Regions from separate parts of the Homo sapiens genome. Here regions 2, 3 and 4 are each linked to region 1. The links are chromatin contacts, found by Hi-C or POLR2A ChIA-PET in ENCODE. All regions are on one chromosome and are shown on one strand. Each heading gives the region's core, a stretch centred on a gene start or an enhancer-like site at or near the end of the contact. The rest is flanking DNA. Distances are from core to core; before and after follow the strand shown.

Evidence for each region. A loop is a pair of places that touch in the nucleus more often than their neighbours do. ChIA-PET counts read pairs that join two places held with the same protein, here RNA polymerase II (POLR2A). Pooled maps may share reads with other maps.
Region 2: a loop to region 1 is called in a pooled map, with 7 times the contacts of the local background. The contact joins the promoter of ZNF410 here to the promoter of FCF1 in region 1. A Hi-C loop is called at or near these places in 1 of 168 maps with a recorded cell type or tissue (CD8-positive, alpha-beta T cell) and 6 of 50 pooled maps. POLR2A ChIA-PET finds 5 or more read pairs at or near these places in 1 of 52 experiments (activated T-cell).
Region 3: a loop to region 1 is called in a map of B cell, with 24 times the contacts of the local background. The contact joins the promoter of BBOF1 here to the promoter of FCF1 in region 1. A Hi-C loop is called at or near these places in 2 of 168 maps with a recorded cell type or tissue (B cell and CD8-positive, alpha-beta T cell), 1 of 37 single-sample maps with no recorded cell type and 8 of 50 pooled maps.
Region 4: a pooled map shows a loop between it and region 1 (21-fold over the local background). The contact joins the promoter of ALDH6A1 here to the promoter of FCF1 in region 1. A Hi-C loop is called at or near these places in 2 of 37 single-sample maps with no recorded cell type and 10 of 50 pooled maps.

What each region holds. Positions count from the first base shown.
Region 1 is chr14:74,711,356-74,714,919 of GRCh38, forward strand. FCF1 (FCF1 rRNA-processing protein) reads left to right here and starts at 1,789. Exons shown (of 8, transcript NM_015962.5): 1 at 1,789-1,845; 2 at 2,130-2,197; 3 at 3,517-3,564. The coding sequence starts at 1,843. It overlaps AREL1 (apoptosis resistant E3 ubiquitin protein ligase 1), which reads right to left and starts at 1,725. Exons shown (of 20, transcript NM_001039479.2): 1 at 1,578-1,725. RefSeq lists an enhancer at 1,623-1,902.
Region 2 is chr14:73,885,261-73,888,824 of GRCh38, forward strand. ZNF410 (zinc finger protein 410) reads left to right here and starts at 1,599. Exons shown (of 12, transcript NM_021188.3): 1 at 1,599-1,655. PTGR2 (prostaglandin reductase 2) reads left to right here. Exons shown (of 10, transcript NM_001146154.2): 10 at 1-466. RefSeq lists a silencer at 1,259-1,538 and an enhancer at 1,589-1,658.
Region 3 is chr14:74,017,439-74,021,002 of GRCh38, forward strand. It overlaps BBOF1 (basal body orientation factor 1), which reads left to right and starts at 1,911. Exons shown (of 12, transcript NM_025057.3): 1 at 1,911-2,096. The coding sequence starts at 2,041. It overlaps ENTPD5 (ectonucleoside triphosphate diphosphohydrolase 5 (inactive)), which reads right to left and starts at 1,850. Exons shown (of 16, transcript NM_001249.5): 1 at 1,812-1,850. RefSeq lists silencers at 1,208-1,502, 1,418-1,487, 1,528-1,667, 1,678-1,747, 1,778-2,027.
Region 4 is chr14:74,082,139-74,085,702 of GRCh38, forward strand. ALDH6A1 (aldehyde dehydrogenase 6 family member A1) reads right to left here and starts at 2,315. Exons shown (of 12, transcript NM_005589.4): 1 at 2,209-2,315. The coding sequence starts at 2,256. It overlaps LIN52 (lin-52 DREAM MuvB core complex component), which reads left to right and starts at 2,818. Exons shown (of 6, transcript NM_001024674.3): 1 at 2,818-2,855. The coding sequence starts at 2,837. It also overlaps a transcript of BBOF1 not described here. RefSeq lists an enhancer at 2,727-2,906.

The DNA of each region.
Region 1 (3,564 bases), core at 539-3,038:
ATGGTGAAACCCATCTCTATTAAAAATACAAAAATTAGCAAGGTATGGTGGCACACACATGCCTGCAGTCCCAGCTACTCGGGAGGCTGAGGCAGGAGAATTGCTTGAACCTGGGAGGGGGAGGTTGCTGTGAGCCGAGATTGCGCCACTGCACTCCAACCTGGGCAGCAGAGGGAGGCTCTGTCTCAAAAATAAAATAAAATAAAATAAAATAAAATTGGCATAAAATTCCAACCCTGCCACACATCCTCAAGTTGGAAGACACACAATGGTAACAACAGAAAACACTCTGAGTAGTCTGGTTTACACTCTTCTAGGGACCTCGCATGTTAACTATGAATAAACATAAGTCCTGATAACATCCCAATAAAAGAGTGCTACTATGATTATCTCCATTTTACAGATAAAGAAACTGAGATGCAGATAGATTAACTCACCCAATGTCATGGCGAGTTATAAGGCAGAGCAAGGATTTTAACCCCATCAGTCAGACTCCAAAGTTCGTGTTAAACAATAAACGTGTTTTCATCATAAGGGTTATACAATGGTCACCTTCTTTTTTAAACCTGATAACATATTTTACTTCCAACTCTAGGATAGCATCATGCAATAAGAAAAGTATGACAGAGGTACCCATTCCGTTCCCAGCTTGATCAGTAGCTGGAGAATGGAAGACAAAGTGCAAAAAAAAAAAAAAAAAAAAAAAAAAAAAGAAAAAAAAAGAAAGAAAGAAAGAAAGAAAAAGAAAAAAAGAAATACAAGTACAGACTTTGGAATCACGAGACTCAAACAGACCCCTGAACAAAGTCTGGGGCTCAATTTCCCCATATGTAAAATAAAAGAATTTATGTTATTGAGAAGGTCAAAGAAGGTAATATGAATAAAGTGACAAGTACAGTATACAGGATGGGGGTTTTCATTTAAAGTTTACAGACACCCAGAGGGTCCACGGATGGGCTTCAGAGTCCACCAATCTCATTAAGTGTATTACAAACTGTATGTGTGCCCATTTTTTAAAGAATTGTTCCTGGCTTTCCACAAACTTTCAAGAAATAAGTTATCTCCAAAAAGTTAAGAACCACTGGAATACATAGCAGGTACTCAAAGAAAAAAGCTACCTTTCGCTCCTTGTTCTCACAAATTCTCCCTTTTTACTTAAAGATGACACACCAAGGCTTCACAATAAATGTGCATTGTATCTCACCATTTTCTTGGCTTGGGTAAGTAGTAACATATGCAAGCTTATGCCCCAATTCTCTAGCGATAGTCTAGGCCCTCAAACACTGCTTCATTTCTCTCTTCACCGAGAGGAGTACACGGTATATACTCGAGAACAATCATCCACCTAGCTGCACAAAGCACCATATCGGCTAGGAAAACCAAATAGGAACCACAGCCTCAGGGCTGGACCATAGACACCGGATACCCCAACGCTACAGGGTGAGGAGAATGTGTTCCCCCAAACTACTGGGCAAACCAGGAGTCTGAACCCCCCTACCCTTTTCCTCCCTCTCTCTCTGGAACTCTGGTAAAGGCAGGTCTTCTGGGCTCTGCCTAAGGCTGGAGAGAAACGTTACCCGAGCCGGGGGTTGCAGCGCGACGAAGTTCCACCTCCGCTGTCCTGGGAAGGGGCGGCAGCACTCAGCAGAAGACGGGCTCCCCACTCTCCCACCAACAGACCCCAGAGTTGGTCTCCACCCGGCCTGGGAACCGGCTCGGGGGATTGCCCTTTCCCCAAGGAGTTTCCGCTTCCGGGCTATCCTTTGCCGGAAGCAGTATGTGAATGACGTAGAAGTATTGCGCCGTTGGTGATTACGGAAGAACCAGGAGTTTGGCGTGACCATGGTGAGAGAAGACGGTCCAAGAAGGGACGTTATCAGGCCACTTTTTGGGTGGAGAAGGAGGTAGTCAGACCGTGGCCAAATTTCCTTCACATTATCCTAGCATATTTTCATTCTGGTCTTAGCTCTTAAACTTCTCCAAGCGGTGACTGTTATGCTTTACAGAGTGGGGAAGAGGGTCTGGGTTATTTGAGGCAAGAAGGGAAGGCAATAGACAAGAGAAAAGAAGAGACTTTAAAAGATGCCGTGTGTTTCCAACTTTTTTAATTCTAAAATTTCTGTTTCAAGGGGAAGCAAAAGAAAACAAGGAAGTATGCGACCATGAAGCGAATGCTTAGTCTCAGAGATCAGAGGCTGTGAGTGTCTGGAATCAACTGCCCAGGGATATTCTAATAAGAGTCTAGAGAGGATAAGTAGTAAAAATGTTTGTTGTTATTATTTTGTTTTTTGCTTATTATCGTGTCTTAGATTTATATAGCATGAGATAGCCAGTGTTTAACAGTAATTTAGCTGCTGAGCGATCACACTGGGAAAGGCGATGGGAATTAAACATTTCTTAAGTGTTCACTTTTTCTACCGTTATATGCTTTGTCTGCCATATCGCATTTAAACCTCATGTCAGTTCGGTGAAGTCCGTATAGTTCTCTTTATGTTTTTACCATTACACTACTACATTCCCCTGGGGTGGGGCGAGGGGAGTGTTTCTTGTTGAAAGATGGCAAGGTTAGAGACCTTGTTTGTCTGGCGTTTCCAGTGCCTGGTACTCAAATATTTTTGTCAGAGAAAATGGGAAAACTCCAAGATATCTCCATTTTATAAGTCTTACTAATATAAGAATCCAAATCACTGTGGAAGAAGAAAGTGAAGTGAAATTCCCTAGTATGAAGAGGATCAAAGCGGTGTCCCTGCTTAAGTGTAGAATAAGCATAGCTATTAAATAAAGACTGATCTTCACTGAGTTTAAGAGTCTCAGAAAGCCGGGCGCAGTGGCTCACGCCTGTAATCCCAGCACTTTGGGAGGCTGAGGCGGGTGGATCACCTGAGGTGAGGAGTTCAAAACCAGCCTGGCCAACACGGTGAAACCCTGTCTCCACTAAAAATACAAAAAAGAGTCTCAGAATAAGAGAATAGTCGTTAAAACCTTCAGAATTATTATTCTCAGCCTTTAGTGTGGATGTATTGTGTAATTTTTAGGAATGACACTCCATTAATAATAATTTCTTTCTAGTTAAGGGTTAAGTTCTGTATATGCGTTTTTACATTTTAGCCCTTTATAAGAAGCATATGGGGTAATACTTTTCCCCCAAAAGTTAAAGCATCTGAATCTTCAGAAGATAACTGTCACCCTTTTACCCATTGCTTGGAAGTGGATTGTGATCCTTGATGTGAGAGATTCTGACTAAAAAATAAATATAGTATAATCAGCTTTTATTTACTCATTAACAATTCTTATGCATTATTGGCATTACTGGTTAATTCTGATACTTCCAGGTACTGTGCTTTGCACTAGAGTTATTTGCTCAGAAAGAGTATGCTGATATTAACATGAGGATATCACAAAGTAGGATTTCTTCAGTAGACCAAAAAAAAAAAAAAATGGAACTTTAGATTTTTGAGATTTTAATTGCTGTGGTTTTTCTTCTCCCTTGGATTTAATTTACCTTTTTCTTCCTAGTAAAGAAAAGGATAGATTAAAACCTAAAAAGAAAGAAAAGAAGGATCC
Region 2 (3,564 bases), core at 349-2,848, 830 kb before region 1:
CCTGGGCGACAAGAGTGAAATTCCATCTCAAAAAACAAAAACAGATTGACAACAAAGACAGTTTCAGAAAATGACAGGACTGGGCAAATTAACAAATGTTTGTAAACATGAATGTTCAGGAACTACTGATGTACCTCAAAAGTTTGTTTTATTAATTGTACTCAACCCTCGCAGAACAGTAAAACTGAAGATTATTGTTTCTGAATGTTTTGGCTTATGATTGTCTACACACTGCCAATATACTTTTGTATGCAACATTTGTAATAAGTAGATTCAAACTGTGTTGGTAATCAGCCTCCCCAGTTTTCGTGAGTGGCCCTTTTTTGTTACTTTTCCTGGACCATTTCATCGCCTGAGGGGGTTTCACTTTTCTCTGTATGTTGCTAACTCCCAAATCTCCATCTGTATTTCTGACCTCTTTCTTGAGCACTGGACCTTTACCTCCAAGTAAATATCCTCAACTCTGGATTGCATCTTATACTCTGCTTTTTTCTTTTCTTTTCTTTTTTGAGATGGAGTCTTGCTCAGTCGCCCGGCGTGCAGCGGCACGATCTCGGCTCACTGCAACCTCCGCCTCCCGGGTTCAAGCGATTCTCCTGCCTCAGCCTCCCGAGTAGCTAGGATTACAGGCGCGTGCCACCACGCCCGGCTAATTTTTGTGTTTTTAGTAGAGACGGGTTTTCACGGCGTTACCCAGGATGGTCTCGATCTCCTGACCTCGTGATCCGCCCACCTTAGCCTCCCAAAGTGCTGGGATTAAAGGCGTGAGCCACGGAGTCCGGCCTACTCTGCTTTTCTAAAGTGGAATTATCTTCCTCTGAAATGTTTCTCCTTTATTTTAAATCACCATTAGTAATTTGTGTACCCAAACCTGTCATCAAGGCTTATCTTTAACCTTGAAAATGCCTTTTTAAAGAGAACTCCTTTAATTCCCACGGTTGAGTCTCTCATTCTTCCGCACGCAAATATTTTAAAATAAGTAATTTCAAGAAGTCAGTCAAACTCACAAAGCTTTAACAAGGTGGCATCCAGCTTGGAAGTCAAGTGTTCAAGCCCGCAGTCGGGACATCCAAGAGCTCTTTACATCCTAATTACAACACGGAACCCAGACTCACTGCATACCCCGTCCCGTATATAATGCAAAACTTGATTCTGCAAGTTCCTTTCTCGGGCGGTGAAACTTCGAAGGTCCTCTCCATGGAGACCTTTGATAAATGTTTAAGCAGTGATCTTTTCTTTCGCGTTTGCCTCCATTGCAACGCCTCCGCTGATGGGAAAAACTACTCCCTCCGCTACTGCGGGGTGGCAGTGACGTCAACGAATTAGCTGACCTGTTTTTTCGGGCTTCGCGGACATAGGAGTCCCGAAGGCCGAGAGTGAGTGAGTGAGTGGGAGCGGGGCGGCTGCGGCTCCTCCTGTCCGGGGCGGAGCCCTGCGTCGCGGGCCTGGGGAGGCCCCGCCAGCACCCTTGACGTCTGGGTCCCGAGCAGTGCGGCAGCCACACGACACTGAGGCGAGCGAGTGGGTGTGTGCGTGGGGGGTCAGCCAAACTTCCTGTCCCGCGCTCGAGCTGCTTCCGGCGGGAGCCGGAAGACGCTGTGTGTGGACGGAATTCGGGACCGACTGACGGCCGGCCGGCTTCCCGGAACTGGAAGGTGAGCTCCGAGGTGGGCCTGGCCACCCCTCCTCGGTTAGGTAGTACCCGAGAGGGCGGGGGCCAGTACCGGCTACTTGGGGCCTGGGGCCGAGTTCGCCCCGAGAGAGGAAACCGCCCTCCTTGGGCATCCCTCCTGGATCTGGCGGGCCCGGGAGCGGCCAGTCTGAAGCCCTGCGGCTTTGGCCCTTCCCCTCGCGGGTTTTTAGGGGCGATGTTCTTGCTCCTTTGCTTGGTTTTGGGGGTAGGGATATAGGAACAGACTGTCCTGAGAAAGCCAGAGTCAGCGAGTCCCCGGGGCGGGGGCTCTTGGACTGCACCCGCAGCCGGGGCCTGCCTACGGACCTTGGGGCCTTATTTCTGAGGCCTTTGTGGTGTGGGGTAGAGGATGCCAGGAGGCCTTGCCCTGAATGTTTCAGTCCAGAGCTACCCTCTCCTTTCATACCACTTACTTTCTGGGTTTGGAAAAGGGACAGCTGCCTACTCGGCTGGGCTGGGTCGCCCGTTTCTCCTTTGCCTGTCAGTTCGGGGGGCAGGAGTGTGTGGATTGTTTACGGCCTTCATACATTTCGTGTCGAATTTATTTTCTGAAGTTTCTCAAGATAATCCAATTTATTAAAGTTTATCCCACTTGATCATGAGGCTCAGAAATGCATTTAGGCACCATTTGGAAGTTAAATATTATTAACTTGGGACTTAAGAATTAGTACTTAGGTTGGAACGAAGGTCAACGCAGCATATTTGCAATAAATAAAAAACATTTGGAAATAAAGTCGGGCATTTTGTTAGGGAGTGAGAAATTGCACTTGGTTTTTTCTTAGTGTGGTGCAGAGTAAAAGACAACTAAAGTAGCAGTCAGAAGTTTTAAGTTCTAGTTTTTTACGTTTTGCATCTAAGTAGATGTCTAATTTTTGGCAAGTTGCTGAATCTCTAGCTCTGGGGAGTTTTTCTGTAAACGAAGGGGTTTACCTTTAGGGCTATGACAATTTTTCCGAGGCACTGAACTTTGAGTAGAAGTGACATAAGCATTTCTTTGTTTTGGAAAGATAACTTGAATGGCTGCATAAAGGATGTATTGGAAAGAGGAATTTTAAACGCGGGGTGACCAGTTAGAGGCCTGTTTTAATAGTATAGTAGAAAGTTACTGAGAGACCTAAACAGGGCATTACAGTAGGGAACAGAGAACATTCTGGGAACAGAGAATCACGGGAATTATTTAAAAATGGAGAATGAGAGAGATTTAAAGACCTAGAATTTGCAGCTGAGTGGGAGGAAGATTGGGCGATCATTGAAATAGGTAATACAAGAAGAACAGGTTTGGTAAGGAAGATAATAATCTGGATTTTGGACATTGTTAGGTTTGAGATGCTGTTGGATATACATGTGGAGATACCTAGCAAGCAGTTAGAAATGAAGGTTTGGAGTTCAGAAGAGATGACTAGAGAAAAATGTAGGTATCATTTGTAGTGTCATTCATTCATTATACAAATATTTAGTACCTACCAGTTGCTTACTGGGAAGCTTGTATGGAAGCCCTTTAAGCTCATAGTAAACACATTAGAAGTGGGAAGTGACCGTTAATGGGCACAGGGTTTCCTTGTGAGGTGATGAAATATTGTAAAATTGATCGTGGTTCTGCTTGTACAACTCTGAATGAACTAAAGATATTTTAATTGTACTCTTTAAATGAGTCAATAGTATGGTATGTGAACGATATCTTAGTGAAACTAATTTTTAAAAAAGATTTACATTGCAGTTTTGGAAATCTGTTGAGTAAGGAATTGGGAATAGGAATGTTTAATTGTGTATTTGCCGTTACACCTATAGCTAATGTACATAGTACGTTGCTCTGTTAAAGATGAGATCCCCACAGTACACTTGATAAGATACTGAGTGCTCTAGTACAAATT
Region 3 (3,564 bases), core at 661-3,160, 690 kb before region 1:
GATGGTGGTGTGTGCCTGTAATCCCAGCTACTCGGGAGGCTGAGGCAGGAGAATCGCTTGAACTGGGAGGTGGAGGTTGCGGTGAGCCGAGATCGTGCCATTGCACTCCAGCCTGGGCAACAAGAGCAAAACTCTGTCTCAAAAAAAAAAAAAAAAAATTTTACAGCCGGGGGCGGTGGCTCATGCCTGTAAATCTCAACACTTTGGGAGACCAAGGCGGGTGGATCACCTGAGGCCAGGAGTTCAAGACCAGCCTGGCTAGCATGGTGAAACTCTGTCTCTACCAAAAATACAAAAATTAGCCTGGCATGGTGGCACGCACCTATAGTCTGTTACTGGGGAGGCTGAGGCAGGAGAATTGCTTGAACCCGGGAGGCAGAGGTTGTGGTGAGCCGAGATTGCGCCATTGCACTCCAGCCTAGGCAACAAGAGCAAAACTCTTGTCTCAAAAAAAAGGTTTACAGCCGGGGCGGTGGCCCACGCCTGTAATCTCAACACTTTGGGAGGCCGAGGCAGGTGGATCACCTGAGGCCAGGAGTTCGAGACCAGCCTGGCCAGCATGGTGAAACTCCATCTCTACCAAAAATACAAAAATTAGCCGGGTGTGGTGGCATGCACCTGTAGTCCCACTTACTGGGGAGGCTGAGGCAGGAGAATCGCTTGAACCAAGGAGGTGGAGGTTGCAGGGAGCCGAGATGCCCCACTGCACTCCAGCCTGGGTGACAGAAGACTCTCTCTCAGAAAAAAAAAAAAAAAAGTTTACAAGGCTTATCATTACCAAATCGGCATGTTCCCTCAGAAGAAACAGAAATTCAGAAACAGAAACTATGCAAGTGGGAAACAAGGCGGAGGGGAGTAATTAGAGGTCAAAGACATCGGGAAGGAGTGTACGGATTAAGTCCTCCCTAGAGAAATGGTGACGAAGGATCTACAACCACATTTAAAATAAACTTTTTAATTTGAAATGGAGTATAACAGAGCAGAGCTTCAACCACAAGTCTCCTAACTATTGGCTTGGCACTCAGAATACCGTACCTTCCTTAATGACTCACTGACTGACTCTCATTGAAAAATGAGAATACTTGTGAGTACACTCCTTTTCAGAGGTGTATTCGGGATTTCAGGAGTCGGGGAGGCAAGTTGAAGAGCTTCCAACTTTATGCAACTTTCAGGAAAGAAGGCTGCGGACCGGTATTAGCAAATGGAAATCCGGGGGGCGGTCGTGGGCAGGAAGTATCGGCCACACAGGACCTAGTGAGGCCGAGGACCCTGCTCCCGACCTCGGTGGCAGCACTCCCCTCCCCGCCCGGCTCCCTGGCGTGCCGCTGCTCTTCGGAGGCTGGCAGCCTCGCCCTCAACCACCGCCCTCGGGAAAGTCCTCGACTGCCTATCAAAAAACATTTGGCCTGGGACGTCCGCTGGCTGCACTATCCCTTACAGAATCAGCAAGGGTGAAAAGCCAGGAAAGAGATGCAACCCAAAGGAGTAAGGCAGTGCCGGGAGCGGCAGAAGCGGAGCGGGGGCGAGGGCAAGGTAGCCGCGGCCACGCTGGCTGCGGCATGGAGACACGGGAGGAACGGGACCCGCGGGCGGCACGGGAAAGGGCTGCGGCTCAGACCACTGCGGCGGGACGGGCGGATCAGCGGGGATCTAAGTCTCCTGAGGCAAGGGCGCCCCGACCGCAGCGACTCCTGACACACCCAGGCCGCAGGACGAAGCGCTACCGCCTGGGGCTGCCAGCTCCCGCCTCCCGCCCGCAGAGCCCGGGCCCCACGTAGAGGATCCGGCGCCGCCGACACTCGCACACTCACCGCGCGCGCGCCACCCTTGCGCGGCAGCCCGCCGCCCTCGGCGCGACCTCCGCCCCACCCCGCGCGCCGCGGCGCCTGGGCTACGTCACGGGCGCGTGCGCTCTCCGCGCGCCGTCAGCGGCGCGGGTGGGGCATTGCCAGCTCGGCGTCCCGGTTCCCTTGGAGACAGAGCTGGCCAGGGCGGCCGCGGCTGGGCAACTACGACAGCGGAGCCCCTGGGGAAGCCAAGATGCCGTCGAAGGGAAAGGACAAAAAGAAAGGCAAGAGCAAAGGCAAAGACACGAAGTAAGGAGAAGCCACCCGAGAGTCCCCTCTCCCTGGGCCTGCCTGGGATTTCGGGTCTGGGGCTGGCAACCTGGCGCCCCCCGCGCCGGCCCACTCGGACCCTCTCCCCGGCTCTCCCGGCTTGTGAGGATTACAGCTCCCATGTCCATAGTCTGGCAGATCTCTACTATGTGTTCAGATTATCTTAAACGTGTAGAGGATGTATAAAGTAGTTCCTTGGGCCTTTTCAGAGATCTCTTTTGGTTCAAAGGGGACACCTAAAGTATTTTACCAAGTTGGATAATTATTGAGGTTTTCCCAAACTGATCAGAGCCACTGAGGTGGGTAATGTTCTAGCACTAACCCCTTACAGGCCTGGAGTTGCTGCTAGATTGCTACTAGCCCTATTGGGGGACCCCGGTGGTTTCTGGACACGTTGGAGTCATACGTGGTGTCCAGCAACAACACCATATATGGGAACACAGAGTTGGCACCAAACTTGAGATGTTTGTAAAGTAACTTAAGAGAGTAATTCATGCTCAATACAGAAAGTTTGGGAAACATGGGAAGTACCAAAAGAAAAAACAAAAATCACCTGTAGTCTCATTATCCAAAAATAAACACTACTATATTTTGGAGTATTCTTTTTTAATAAAACGATAGCCCAATGTACATACTTATATGTGGCTTTTTTCTTCCCATTTGTTAATGTAAGTATTCTTTTATGGTATTTTTTTTTTGTTTTTACATAACTGCACAGTTAGTCTAGCCCTTAAAGTGCCAAGGGCTTATCACATTCCTAGAACTCACTAACATATGTTTTCAGATTTTGACCATGCTTCTACAGTACACATTTGAACAATGAGGAACACTAAGGGTAAGAGACCTTATTCCTTGGATTTTCCATGACCCATTGTTTGAGAAACCTGGCTTTGTTTCTACAGTGAGTATCAGTGGTCCTATTAGAGTGTCTAATTTCTTGCATCAAGTACTTTTTTTTTTTTCTTGACACCAAGTTTTGCTCTTGTTGCCCAAGCCGGAGTGCAATGGCACGATCTCAGCTCACTGCAACCTCTGCCTTCTGGGTTCAACCAATTCTCCTGCCTCAGCCTCCCGAGTAGCTGTGATTACAGGCACCCGTCACCACGCCCAGCTAATTTTTTTATTTTTAGTGGAGACAGGGTTTCACCATGTTGGCCAGGCTGGTCTCGAACTCCTGACTTCAGGTGATCCACCCGCCTCGGCCTCCCAAAGTGCTGGGATGACAGCCGTGAGCCACCATGCCCTGTCGCATCAAGTACTTCGAGCCACTCAGACCTGATACCTGGATGGTCGTAGTGAGACAGTGTATCACTAGTGCCTAAATCATGCCAGAAAGGGACATCAACAGCTATAACAGGCTGAGGGGTTGGGAATGGAGCTGGCCTTAATTTGAAGAGAACAAAAGGTGAAAGTGGGACTTTGGTTCTCTCCACTGCAAACCCATTAC
Region 4 (3,564 bases), core at 1,065-3,564, 630 kb before region 1:
AGGCTGCTGTGAGTTGTGATTGCACCACTGCACTCCAGCCTGGGTGACAGAGCGAGACCCTGTCTCGAACATTCCTTTATCTCTGCATGGGAGTGATAATATCACAAGGAGCAGAGAGAGGTTTTAGGTTAAGTTTGACTACTCTTCGTGGCAGAGAAAAATAAGCTGAATACTTAAAATAATTGAAAACATTAACTTTCTCCTCTATAAATCCTTTTGATAGTTCTCTAATATTCATGGCTGCCAAAATCGAGGTTTTTTTTTTTTTTTTTTTTTTTTTTGATGGAGTCTTGCTCTGTCGCCCAGGCTGGAGTGCAATGGCACGATCTCAGCTCACTGCAACCTCCGTCTTCCGGGTTCAAGCGATTCTCCTGCCTCAACTTCCTGAGTAGCTGGGATTACAGTCGCCCGCCACCACACCCGGCTAATTTTTGTATTTTTAGTAGAGAAGGGGTTTTACCATGTTGGTCAGGCTGGTCTCGAACTCCTGACCTCAGGTGATCCACCCACCTTGGCCTCCCAAAGTGCAGGGATTACAGGCAGGAGCTACAGCGCCTGGCCCGTAGGCTACTTTTTATCGAACTTTTAATCAAAGATTCACGTTACAACTCCTAGTTGGCTGAGGATTACTCTATCTGTTCTTTTCCAGGTCACTTCAGAAGTTTCTCCAAATGAATCAGAAAATACATAGTGTCTGTTTCTGAAATAAAAGTACATGGAAAGAGAGATTCTTCTCCTTGATGGAAAAGGACAAAATACTTTCTTAAGGTTCTCAATGACTCATTGTGATGGGAGGGGAAGAGGAGGCAAAGGAAAAAAGCCAATTTCAGTAAAAGATTTCAAGAAGTTGGTAAGAAAAATATAGGGTGGAAACTTTGTTTTCCTGCTACTAAAAAAAGATACTAGAACAGAACAAGGATCGCAGCAAGAAATATGAGTGAGGCCAGACCATCTGCCAAACCCTTCAAACTCATCCTTTCTACCTTCCCCATTAAATAGCATATTTAAAAATGAATCTTTGCTGACTCTGCCAAGAATCTTAAAACTGCCCAAGTTTCTTTACTAGAACTCACGGAAACCTGGTGAATACTAATATTACCTAAAAGCTCAGCAATATAGAGGAAATTCTCAGACTGGATGTAATGAATAAGAACGGCACTGTTGTTTCTTGCAGACTGTTTCTTGCCTGCGGTAAATCTTGCCACATACTCTAAATCCTTGGTAGGCCATGAACAGGGGAAAGACTATAAACAGAGTTGGAGATTACAGGCCTCAGGCATGCAACTCCTGTAGCTTTACCATTTCTCCTTAGGTTGGCTTCAGAGAGGACTCAATCCCCCAAGTGCAGAGATGAGGGTGTGTAGCACTAGAAGAGCTGATTTTGGGGTGGGAACTTAGACTTCTTGTCTTACCTGGCTCCCACTTTCTATCACCCGTTTTAAAGATGTTTGGTACCTTGAACATACATGGAACATACTGGTAGCTTTAACTGTGTGCCCTTATCTACCCTATCTATGTAGATGTGCCCTATCTATGTAAACTGTAACTTAGCTGAGAAAAAGTTTAACTCAAAGTTTTGGCAAGAAAGGGGACAGCCAGTCCATGGAAAATACAAAGAGCCACACTTAGGGAAAATAGCTTAGCAAATGGCTGCCTTTGGTGAAAATCTAGAGTCCACCTCTAGAAGGAAATTCAAAGTTCATACACTGACCCTCGCCCCTCGCGTCCCCCCTCCCCCTTACCTCAGATCACCACGGATAGTGAAGTAGGGTGGGGGAAGGGAGCAATGGCAAAGTGGACGCTCACGGCAGGGGACAGAGTAACCAAAAAGAGTAGTTTCTGGGGGAGAGAGAGAAGGCTGGTGCAGAGGTAAAAAGGAAAGACGGTGGGCGGATGGAGAGATGAGGGCAAGAGAGTGACAGCAGGGAGCGGGCAGAGCTGGAGAAGGAGAGTGGGCGAGAGCCAGAAAAGAGGAGGCTTAGGAGTAAAAGGGTAGAGGGCCAAGGGTAACAGCCCAGGGTTGGATCCGGGACCAGGGAGGTTATGAAGTGAGGGCTGGGCATGGGACAGGGCCGCACAGGTCGGGTAGGAGGTCTGGCCAAAAAGGGGTTGGGCCAAGAAGGTGGTCCCGCCCGAGGATGGCTCAGGGAGCGGACGGAAAGGATCCAATTCCTAGCTTCATGGTGCCTTGGCACCACCCTCACTCGCCTGCAGGATCCGGGCTCGCACTGCCGCCGCCGCCAATAGCGCCGCCATGGCTCTCGGCCGCCCTAGCTCCGCACCCCGCGCCTCTACTGCCCAGAAGCACTACAGCTGCCAGGCCTCGCCCTCCATCCTGCCAGGCTTCCTCATTGGTGGGGAGGACTATTTTCTCCAGCCAATCACTGGTCCGAACACCTGATTCCTCTCCTCACACCCCCGTCCTGGGGATAAGTGATTGGTTAGGAGCGAAAATGCTCTCGCCCTCTGCCACCTCAGCCAATGACGTAGGCGGAGGTAGAGAAGACGCCCCTGACTTGGACACTCCCTACCGAGCACACGGGGAAGACGCCCCCCTAACCTGGAACTCCGATTGGCCAAGGGCGGAACCGAGGCCCCACCCCCCCACTGAAAAAAGTAAATAAGACCCTTCAAGAATTTTGCAGTCGCTCCACCTCAACATCCGCGTAAGGGGCGTGGCTATACTTAGGGGCGGGGCTAGGCAAAGATTGCCCTATGAGGCGAGGGAATGAGACTGGGCTGCGAGTTGGGGATAGGGTTTCTCTTTGGGGGCGTGGCTTATGGAACCTCGTTTTCCCGCCGACGGTTGGCCACGTCACGTGACATGGGTTGGAAGATGGCGTCTCCCACAGACGGTAAGAGCCGGCTTAGAGATCTTTGCCTGCAGCCTCCTTCTTTGCTCTACTGGGAACATCCACTCTGTCTCTGCCCCTCGAACATACATTTCTTTCTTGGGCTCTTCTCCTTTCCCTTTTATTTTTTTTCTTGAGATCCATCGCCGTCTTCAGCTCACCGGTTCTTCACAGCAGCTCCGGAGGTGCCCAGTTTCCCCGCTCTGTACCAGGCGTGTGGAGGAGGGCACTAGGGAGGGACTCATTCTGGGTAAAAGGACAGGGGGGTCGCCCTGTGCCTTCCTTATCTCTATTTGGGCGAGGCTGAGGGTCGAGGAGGAGATGTTTCTGGAGGACGTGGCTTACTGTAGTTTTTTCCTTGGGGTACCCATTGAAAGGATCAGTTCTCTTCTGATTGAGCGCACGGATGGAATGATTCTCACAAACCCTCGCAGGGCTGCTGGCTGACCTCATCTCGATACTGAACCGCAAGAGAAACATGATCTCTCTCCTGTCTCCTCAGTTTGGGACCATTGCCGTGGCAGCAAGAGAAGCGGGGGACGTTCTCGGCCCCTCGCCCTGAGAGTCGCGAGGAGAATCAGTATTGAGCTTTTAAGTGTCGTCTTGCACAGGTCGCAACCTGTCTTCCATCTGCTTTACGTGTTGTTTCTTAAGGCTGAGTGAATTAACGATTTCTGTTTATATATTGTGTAAAATGCAAGTCATTTCAAGT